2 separate regions of the Homo sapiens genome follow, and region 1 is linked to region 2. Evidence: chromatin contacts called from ENCODE Hi-C or POLR2A ChIA-PET data. All regions are on one chromosome and are shown on one strand. The core of a region is the stretch at or near the end of the contact, and the rest is flanking DNA. Distances in the headings are between cores, read along the strand shown.

Region 1 (4,656 bases), core at 250-2,749, 530 kb after region 2:
TAGGGCTGGGAGCTGGAGACGGTAATAACCTGGGGGTCTGTGCATACAGGCTGGAGTCCAAGAGATGGTTCAGAGACAGTTCCTCTAGTCAGCCTCAGGCTAGGTGCTGTGGCTCTTCGCTGTAATCCCAGCACTTTGGGAGGCTGAGGTGTGAGGATCACTTGAGTCCAGGAGTTGGAGACCAGCCTGGGCAACATGACGAAACCCCATCTCTACAAAAAATACAAACCAAACCAAACAAACACACAAAAAACGGTGGCTCTATTCAGCCTGATAGAAACGACTTGTGGTACAGGCCCTAAGTCAGGTACGCTGCTGCCCAAGAGCCTGACTGGTAGATGGAGATGTGAAAGGGACACAGGGCTCTCCACGTAAGCAGGAGGCAGCAAGAATGACAGTTCCAGGGGTTCTACGTGGAAGGAAGAGGGGGCCAGGAGGAAGGGACTTCAGGTCAGATTGAGGGGGCATGTGCCATCCGGAAGAGGAGAATGTCGATGTAACTGTGAAAGTCCAAGTCCTAGCTGCTTTTCCACTGCCCTGGTGTACAACCTCAGGCCCTGCAGACTGCACATCTGAGGACCCCTGCCTGCCCTGTCTGGCTTCTCTGAATCTAATAAGGGAGAAGATGCGTTTGAAAAAGAACACGGAAGAGGGAGAGAGAAAAAAAGCACCAAGGTCCATGTTCAGAGAGCCCTGGTAATTTTAACTTGCAACTCACCCAAGAAGAGCCTAATGGTCGCAAGAGTATGTAGGAAGGCCCCAACCCGACCCGGCCCAGCACGCAGCACCCAAGGGCGGCTGGAAGCGCAATGCGCGTGCCCAGTACAGCGCTATTCAGTCTGCAGGCTTTTTGAGGATTTCAACTTCAAAGAACGGTCGGCTTCGGGGCGAACTTTGCTTCAGTTCCAGGCCTCGGGAGGCAGCGAGGAGACAGACTGGGACACCGAGCATGCAGAAGGGGAGTGGTCTTGAAATACGCGGAAAGGGAGAATGCACCCCTCCTGGCCAGCCTTGCCGGGCGAAGTGAGAAGTACTGAGGCCTGAGAAGGCTCCACGCGTGCGCAAAGGGCCGCTCGCTGTGATTACTGGGGTGGCGATGGTTGTGATGACGCCGCTGCCCCGCCTGCGCCGAAAGGGAAACCCCAGGGGAGGCGGAGGCCAGCGGGGATTTCTGAAGCCAAGTGGTCCCCTTCATCCACGACGGACAGGAAGGGCGACCCCCTGAGGCCACTTCCAGGTCTTGCGACCGGAGGAGAGTTACCAAGGAGACGCTCCTCCCGAGGCCTCGCGCGTCGGAAGCTTCTGTCCCCTGGATTCCGGTTGACGGACGCGTCCCCCGAGCAGGTTCTCGGTAGCAGCCGACACGCCCCACCCCGGGCACAGCGAGGTCTGAGGACCACGCTAAGGCGTCACGTCCGCCCTGATCCGCGGCAGCTATGGAACGGGCGGAGCCGCAGCGGAGGGCGCTCCGCTTTGACGTCACTTCCTGTGAGCCCGGCGGTGACAACGGCAACATGGCCCTGAACGGAGCTGGTGAGGACCTGGGCGGCAGGGGTTTGTGGCTGTGAGGTACGGGAGGCAGCCCACTCCGGCAAGACCCCCAGTCCCTATGCCTCTCTTCCCCAGAAGTCGACGACTTCTCCTGGGAGCCCCCGACTGAGGCGGAGACGAAGGTGCTGCAGGCGCGACGGGAGCGGCAAGATCGCATCTCCCGGCTCATGGGCGACTATCTGCTGCGCGGTTACCGCATGCTGGGCGAGACGTGTGCGGACTGCGGGGTGAGGCGAGACTCGGGCGAGTGACCGGGGATGGGTCCGCGGGCCAGGCCACTCAGCCCTTCCCCGGCCCTCCCCTCTGGACCCCATTGCCGGCGTCTCATTCCGGCCCCGTGTGCTTTTTGGTCCGTAGACGATCCTCCTCCAAGACAAACAGCGGAAAATCTACTGCGTGGCTTGTCAGGAACTCGACTCAGACGTGGATAAAGATAATCCCGGTAAGAGTAAAAAATAATCCGGGAGAGGGGCCGGATATGCTTAGGGGGGAAGCGTGGTTAAGTGGTGATAGAGGCCCGAGAACAGTAGGGCTGAGAGGTGACAGTGGAGTCTCTGGGTGGGGTAGAAGTAAAATTATTTCTCCTTTAGGCTCTAAAGAGGACCCTTAACTCAATAAGAGCACCAAGCACCTCCTGTGTGCCAGCCACTGCGCGAGAGTCTGAGCTCAACCAGGCCCAGTACTGATGGAGAATTGAAGCTAGGGCATAAATGTGATACAAAGTAGAAAGTGGATGAGTTGCCTTATAGAGGGACAGGGAAAACACCTCAAGCACAGAAAGAGCAGAGCAGAAAAGGAGATGGCTCAGGGCTGAGGTGGGCCAGGCATCCTGACCATTCCACCCACTTTCTCCTCTTTTTAGCTCTGAATGCCCAGGCTGCCCTCTCCCAAGCTCGGGAGCACCAGCTGGCCTCAGCCTCAGAGCTCCCCCTGGGCTCTCGACCTGCGCCCCAGCCCCCAGTACCTCGTCCGGAGCACTGTGAGGGAGCTGCAGCAGGACTCAAGGCAGCCCAGGGGCCACCTGCTCCTGCTGTGCCTCCAAATACAGATGTCATGGCCTGCACACAGACAGCCCTCTTGCAGAAGCTGACCTGGGCCTCTGCTGAACTGGGCTCTAGCACCTCCCTGGAGACTAGCATCCAGCTGTGTGGCCTTATCCGCGCATGTGCGGAGGCCCTGCGCAGCCTGCAGCAGCTACAGCACTAAGAGAAGCCCCTGAGAAAAACCCTCTAGAAAAACAGCTGTTCCTCTGTGTGGTTTGTTTTTTTCCTGGTTCCAAGTGTGCATGCCAGCCCCAGCTCCACTCACCTTTTTCCAGCTTTTGGCCTCTTCACCTCTCCACTCTGCTCTCCTTGACGCCCTGAGATGAGTTGAGCTTGTTTCTTCTCAGTTTCCCCAGTCAGGATGAGGGAGTAGGTAGAGGACTATGTGATGCCCCTTTTCTAAGGAAGAAGCCATAGCCTTTTCAAAGGTAGCAGCCAGAGGGGTGGACCCTAGCCTTGTCTCTGGCAGCACCTCTGCAGCCTCTTCCGCCATCTGGTGTCCATTCCCCACCTGGAAGTGAGGTTTTGTGTTCCGATCCCCTTGATAGATTCCCCTCCTTCCCCTGAGCATCCTGACCCTATCAGCCTATCCCATCTCATGCCCACCCCAGGTACTCAGACACCGACAGGAGTTTGTGGTGACCCCAGCGTCAGGTGGCACGTTAGGCACCAAGTGTGGACTTGCCAGTCTCCTGACTCCACTGTTAGATCATTTTCCTTGGGTGTGGGGGCGGGGCGGGGCGCGGCGGGGAGACGGGGTAGCAAAAAGAACCGTGAAGAAACCACGCCTGCCCCCTTCAGCCTTTTCCCCCCTCCGCCGCATTTTTCCATCTCCCCTTGAGTGAGTGGATGTCCCGTTGCCTTTTCTCAGCTTTGCGCGACGTGGTCCCACAACCGTTGCCTTTTTAAGAGAGGCCCGGCCCATCCAGAGGGGGTGGGGCAGAGGCGGAGTCTGAGGAGCTGGGGAAGGAACAAAGCGAGGCCTGCGGGCGGCGGCTGGGCTCCGGCGGGGCCGCGGGGTGCGGGGCCTGCGGGCGGCGGCCCGGGCGGAGCGTTGGAGGGAAGGAGGTGGCATCGCCGTCCGCGCCGGCCCCGGCCATGAACGGGCTGCCCTCGGCAGAGGCGCCGGGCGGGGCGGGCTGCGCTTTGGCCGGGCTCCCACCGCTGCCGCGCGGCCTCAGCGGCCTCCTTAATGCGAGCGGGGGCTCGTGGCGGGAGCTGGAGCGCGTCTACAGCCAGCGCAGCCGCATCCACGACGAGCTGAGCCGCGCCGCCCGCGCCCCGGACGGGCCCCGCCACGCCGCCGGCGCCGCCAACGCGGGACCCGCAGCCGGCCCGCGTCGTCCTGTCAACCTCGACTCAGCGCTGGCCGCGCTGCGCAAGGAGATGGTGAGTGGGTGGGCGCCGGGCCAGCTGGGCGGGGGGCTGACGCGGAGGAACGCAGGGGACTGGGACAGGCGGCCTGGGTCTCAGAGGACTTGCAGGCACCAGTTGGGTTGCAAGGGTTATGGTAACAATAATTAGTGATAGTTACCAATTATGGCAGTAGTTACCATATATTTTCAAATGTTTTGCTGACGTTACTTCATTTCATCCGGCTAAATGGATAACCCCATTTTTTGGGTGAGGGTCATGACTAAAGTTGCATAGCTTGCAGGTGGTGCCTGATGTCCACAAAAACTTCGTTTAGGAAGGTGCGGGGAAGATGGGCTGGGGCCCACTATTCCAGGGGGCGGGGCTGGGCTGGGGTGGCCTGGACCCCAACTCCAGCCCACCCTCAGTTGTCTGCAGGTGGGGCTGCGGCAGTTGGACATGTCCTTGTTGTGCCAGCTGTGGGGCCTGTACGAGTCAATCCAGGACTACAAACACCTGTGCCAAGACCTGAGCTTCTGCCAGGACCTGTCATCCTCCCTCCATTCGGACAGCTCCTACCCACCGGATGCGGGCCTGTCTGACGACGAGGAGCCTCCCGATGCCAGCCTGCCTCCTGACCCGCCACCCCTTACTGTGCCCCAGACGCACAATGCCCGTGACCAGTGGCTGCAGGATGCCTTCCACATCA
Region 2 (4,880 bases), core at 375-2,874:
AGCACATGGTGATGCTCTGCGAATTGTAAAGGACCCGACCAGGGGTTCTGACCAGGCCAGTGGTGCCCAGGTGCCTCAGCTGAGCATTCTCTCTCCACAGGTGACCCGTTGCCTGCCCGCCAGGAAGGTGTGAAGAAGAAGGCAGCTGAGTACCTGAAGCGGGCAGAGGAGATCCTGCGCCTGCACCTGTCTCAACTCCCACCCTAACAGGGAGTGGGCCATTCCCTGGGACTCTCGCTCCTGCACTGCCAGCCCCTTCTCCTCTCCCCAGGGCCTGGCCCTACCTCCTGGTCTTGTAATTACAGGAGCCATTTCTGTAGGTAACTGGACCAAGAATGAGAAAAATAATGAATTCTTAGCTCCCTGATTACACCTGCCACCTTGGAATCAAGGACTCACACTTCTGACCCTGCCTGTCTTTTTGGGGTTTTTTTGAGTTGGAGTCTCGCTGTGTCGCCCAGACTGGAGTGCAGTGGTGGGATCGCGGCTCACTGCAACCTCCACCTCCCAGGTTCAAGCAGTTCTCCTGTCTCAGCCTCCCCAGTAGCTGAGATTGCAGGCACATGCCACCACGCCCAGCTAATATTTTGTATTTTCAGTAGGGACGGGGTTACACCATGTTGGCCAGGCTGGTCTCGAACTCCTGACCTCAAGTGATCCACCCGCCTCAGTCTCCCAAAGTGCTGAGATTACAGGCATGAGTCACTACGCCCGGCCCATGTCTGTCTGTCTTGATGTGTGAGCAGCAGCTGTGGTCATTAAACCATTAGTTTACCCCTCTAGAACTGGGGTCTGCAAACTCCCACCTGCAGCCAAATCTGGCCCACCTCCTTTTTAATGTAAGGGCTGTGAGAGTGGTTTTTACTTTTTTTAATGATTAAAAAAATCAAAATAATATTCTGTGACAATGACAGGTGAAATTTATATGTGACAAGTGAAAATTATATGAAATTTAAGAGTCCATAAATAAAATTTGTTGGAACACAACCAGGCTAATTCATTTAGTATTGTGATAGCTGCTTTCGCGCTACACTGGCAGTTGAAACAGTTGCAGAGTTGAGTCTTTGCCGCCTGCAAATCCCAAAACATTTACAACCTGGCCCTTTGCAGAAAACATTTGCTGGCCCCTGAGCTAGAAAATAGGGAGCATAGTCTCAGGGAAATAGAGGACAAGCCGATGGAGCCGGTTTATTGGGTGGAAGGGACGAAGGAGAGGAACCCAAAGCCCGGGTACTTGTCTCAGAGGCCCCAAAGCCAAATCCTGATTGCTCAGCGGGCTGGAAGGCGTGGCCTCAGCCCCGCCCCGCCCCGCCTCACCACAAAGCGGTTGGTTGCGGCAGGGACTACACCGGTGTATCATGGGAGCGGCCCGGGCTACACGTTAAAAACACTAAGGGGAGCGCGCGAAGCTGAACTTGGCGCTCGATGGGGGCCGTTAGCCGCCCTAGAGCGCGCGGAGCCGCAGAGGCGTAGCTGGACTACAACGCAGTGCATCTCGGGAGGCCAACTCGACTGGACTGGGTGAGAGGACAGAGGTGGCTCGATGGGCGGCCCGAAGGCCGGGGATCATGGCGGGAAGGCGGGCCCAGACAGGTTCAGCCCCGCCCCGACCCGCCGCTCCCCACCCCCCGGCCGGCCTCGCGTGCCTTCCCGCAGCACTGCCGTCCCCGGGATGCTGAGCGCCCACCGTCTCCCCGCAGCCCCCTCATGCCCGGCTGCGAGCTGCCCGTGGGCACCTGCCCGGACATGTGCCCGGCCGCCGAGCGCGCCCAGCGCGAAAGGGAGCACCGCCTGCACCGCTTGGAGGTGGTGCCGGGTTGCCGCCAGGACCCGCCCCGCGCGGATCCGCAGCGCGCGGTGAAGGAGTACAGCCGACCCGCCGCCGGCAAGCCCCGGCCCCCGCCCAGCCAGTTGCGTCCGCCCTCCGTGCTGCTGGCCACCGTGCGCTACCTGGCCGGTGAGGTGGCGGAGAGCGCCGACATCGCCCGCGCCGAGGTGGCCAGCTTCGTGGCAGACCGCTTGCGAGCTGTGCTCCTGGACCTGGCGCTGCAGGGAGCGGGCGACGCCGAGGCAGCTGTGGTGCTGGAGGCGGCGCTGGCCACGCTGCTGACCGTAGTGGCGCGGCTCGGGCCCGACGCGGCGCGGGGACCCGCGGACCCGGTGCTGCTGCAGGCCCAGGTGCAGGAGGGCTTCGGCTCGCTGCGGCGCTGCTACGCGCGGGGCGCCGGGCCGCACCCCCGCCAACCCGCCTTCCAGGGCCTCTTTCTGCTCTATAACCTGGGTGAGTCGGGATCCTGGCGGCTGGGCAGAGCGTGGGGACAGGAGCCCACCATGACAGTGGAGGTAGGGAAAGGAAGGATTAGCTTTAACATCTCACCATTAGCCCCCTCCCAGGACAGCACAAGATCCACCGAGCCCCGACGTGGGACCTCGGGCCCATCTCTGGGTCTTAGTTGTCTCAGGAATAAAAGTGGAGGGGGCAAGGGTGGAAAGGGAGAATTGGTCTAAATAGTGATTTTCAAACTTTTTTTTTTTTGAGTCTCGCTCTGTCGCCCAGGCTGGAGTGCAGTGGCGCGATCTCGGCTCACTGCAACCTCCGCCTCCCTGGGTCAAGCGATTCTTCTGCCTCAGCCTCCTGAGTAGCTGGGATCACAGGCGCGCGCCACCACACCCAGCTAATTTTTGTATTTAGTAGAGACGGGGGTTTCACCATGTTGGTCAGGCTGGTCTCGAACTCCTGACCTCGTGATCCGCCCACCTTGGCCTCACAAAGTGCTGGGATTACAGGCGTGAGCCACCGCGCCCGGCTGATTTTCAAACTCTTTTAACCTCCCCGCCCAGTCAGGGTTACCAAGCAAACAAGAACACATATGCCCACGAATATACCTGAGACAGAAGTTTAAGGCATTAGAGATACTTTCTATGGGCGATGCATTCCAATAAACTCTTATTATTTGTTTCTTTCTTTGTTTTTGAGACAGAGTCTAGCTCTGTCGCCCAGGCTGGAGTGCGGTGGCATGATCTTGCCTAACTGCAACCTCCGCCTCCCGGGTTCAGGCTATTCGCCTGCGTCAGCCTCCCAAAGAGCTGGGACTACAGGCGTGCACCACCACACCCGGCTAGTGTTTGGATATTTAGTAGAGACAGGCCAACACCATGTTGGCCATGCTGGTCTCGAACTCCTGACCTCAAAATGATAGCTCACCTCTGCCTCCCAAAGTGCTGGGATTACAGGCGTGAGTCACTGCACCCGGCCTGTTTGTGTTTTTTGAGACAGGGTCTCACTCTTGCCCAGGCTGGAGTACAGTGGCTTAATTATAGTTCACTGCAGCCTCAACCTCGTGGGCTCAAGGGATCCTTCTGCCTCAGCCTTCCAAGTAGCTGGGACCACAGATGTATGCAATCACACCCGGCTAACTTAAAAAAATTTTTTTTGTAGAGATGGGATCTCGCATGTTGCCACTCGAATTCCTGGGCTCAAGTGATCCTCCTGCCCCACCCTCCCAAGTAGCCGGGTGTGGCCATCATGCCCAGTGAATGGTTTATTTTTGTCCACACTGTTCCTCTGAAGAAGGCATGGTAATTATCCCTGGTCTAGTGGGGGAAGAAATCGAAGCCCAGGGTGGTGAGGTGACTTGCCTGTTGACACAGCACTGGTTAACAGTAGTAGTGGCAGGACCATGATTTTCTTTTCTTTTAATTTTTTAAAATTTATTTTTATATAGGGATTGGAGTCTTGCCATGTTGACCAGGTTGCTCTCAAACTCCTGGGCTAAAGTGATCCTACCGCGTTGGCCTCCCAAAGTGCTGGGATTACAGGCATGAGCCACTGTGCCCAAATAAGCTCTGTTCTGGCTGGGCCCTCTCTACTAAAAATGCAGAAATTAGCTGGGTGTGGTGGTGCATACCCGTAATCCCAGCTACTCAGGAGGCTGATGCAGGGGAATCACCTGAACCTGGGAGGTAGTGGAGATTGCAGTGAGCCAAGAGCCACTATACTTCAGCCTGGGTGACAAAGCAAGTCTGTCTCAAAAAAAAAAAAAAAAAAAAAAAAAAAAGGCCCTGCCCTATACAATTTTAACAAAATGCTGTTGACTTCACAACCTACTTATTGGTCAGAAGCCCCAGTTTACAAATGAGGGCCAAGGTTCCAGTGTCTGAGACTCTTCCAGAAGGGAAGCAAGGGCAGAGTCTCCTGAAGGAAGGGGCCTTCCCAGGTGGTCAGGGGAAAGTGGGGCAGAGTTGGCTTCCAAAACTGTGGGTACAGGGAAGCCAGGGTAGTGGGAAATCCAAGTCCGAAAACTTGGACTGGGGTCAGGCTCAACTACATACCCGCCCTAGGACACTCTCAGGCGAATCATTCAATTATCTGGGCCAGCTTCCCAAATCCGTAAACCCTGCCCACTTCAGTGTTGTAAGTAAGGATCTGGACTGCAGGAAGTCAAGAGCCTGAGGCCACTCATTCAAATATAGGTTGGGGAAGGAGCCAAAGGCTGGCCCTTAGAGGGGAGAGGGAAGTTGGGCTAGGCCTAGAGAAGGGGCGTGGTCGAGGAGAGAGGAAGGACAGGGTGTTGGGAGGGGAGATGAGCCTGATCCTGTAAGGACCAGGCGTCCTCATTCTGGCTTCCCGCTCTCACAGGCTCGGTGGAAGCCCTGCATGAGGTTCTACAGCTGCCTGCTGCCCTGCGCGCCTGCCCGCCCCTCCGCAAGGCCTTGGCGGTAGATGCTGCCTTCCGAGAGGGCAATGCTGCCCGCCTGTTCCGTCTGCTCCAGACCCTGCCCTACCTGCCAAGTTGCGCTGTGCAGTGCCATGTGGGCCATGCCCGCCGGGAAGCCCTGGCCCGCTTCGCTCGTGCCTTTAGCACCCCCAAGGGCCAGAC

Evidence for each region. A loop is a pair of places that touch in the nucleus more often than their neighbours do. ChIA-PET counts read pairs that join two places held with the same protein, here RNA polymerase II (POLR2A). Pooled maps may share reads with other maps.
Region 1: a loop to region 2 is called in a map of CD8-positive, alpha-beta T cell, with 9 times the contacts of the local background. The contact joins the promoter of ZNRD2 here to the promoter of SAC3D1 in region 2. A Hi-C loop is called at or near these places in 1 of 168 maps with a recorded cell type or tissue (CD8-positive, alpha-beta T cell), 1 of 37 single-sample maps with no recorded cell type and 8 of 50 pooled maps. POLR2A ChIA-PET finds 5 or more read pairs at or near these places in 2 of 52 experiments (GM12878 and activated CD4-positive, alpha-beta T cell).

What each region holds. Positions count from the first base shown.
Region 1 is chr11:65,568,978-65,573,633 of GRCh38, forward strand. ZNRD2 (zinc ribbon domain containing 2) reads left to right here and starts at 1,500. Exons shown (of 4, transcript NM_006396.3): 1 at 1,500-1,533; 2 at 1,627-1,778; 3 at 1,909-1,993; 4 at 2,414-2,911. The coding sequence starts at 1,515. The coding sequence ends at 2,757. ZNRD2-DT (ZNRD2 divergent transcript) reads right to left here and starts at 1,436. Exons shown (of 1, transcript NR_038923.1): 1 at 243-1,436. It overlaps FAM89B (family with sequence similarity 89 member B), which reads left to right and starts at 3,561. Exons shown (of 2, transcript NM_001098785.2): 1 at 3,561-3,983; 2 at 4,386-4,656. The coding sequence starts at 3,693. RefSeq lists enhancers at 858-1,577, 1,588-1,817 and a silencer at 3,432-3,881.
Region 2 is chr11:65,039,586-65,044,465 of GRCh38, forward strand. SAC3D1 (SAC3 domain containing 1) reads left to right here and starts at 1,625. Exons shown (of 2, transcript NM_013299.4): 1 at 1,625-2,281; 2 at 4,640-4,880. The coding sequence starts at 1,708. SNX15 (sorting nexin 15) reads left to right here. Exons shown (of 8, transcript NM_013306.5): 8 at 101-987. The coding sequence ends at 207. It overlaps ARL2-SNX15 (ARL2-SNX15 readthrough (NMD candidate)), which reads left to right. Exons shown (of 11, transcript NR_037650.2): 11 at 101-987. RefSeq lists silencers at 1,544-2,223, 2,244-2,293 and an enhancer at 4,245-4,791.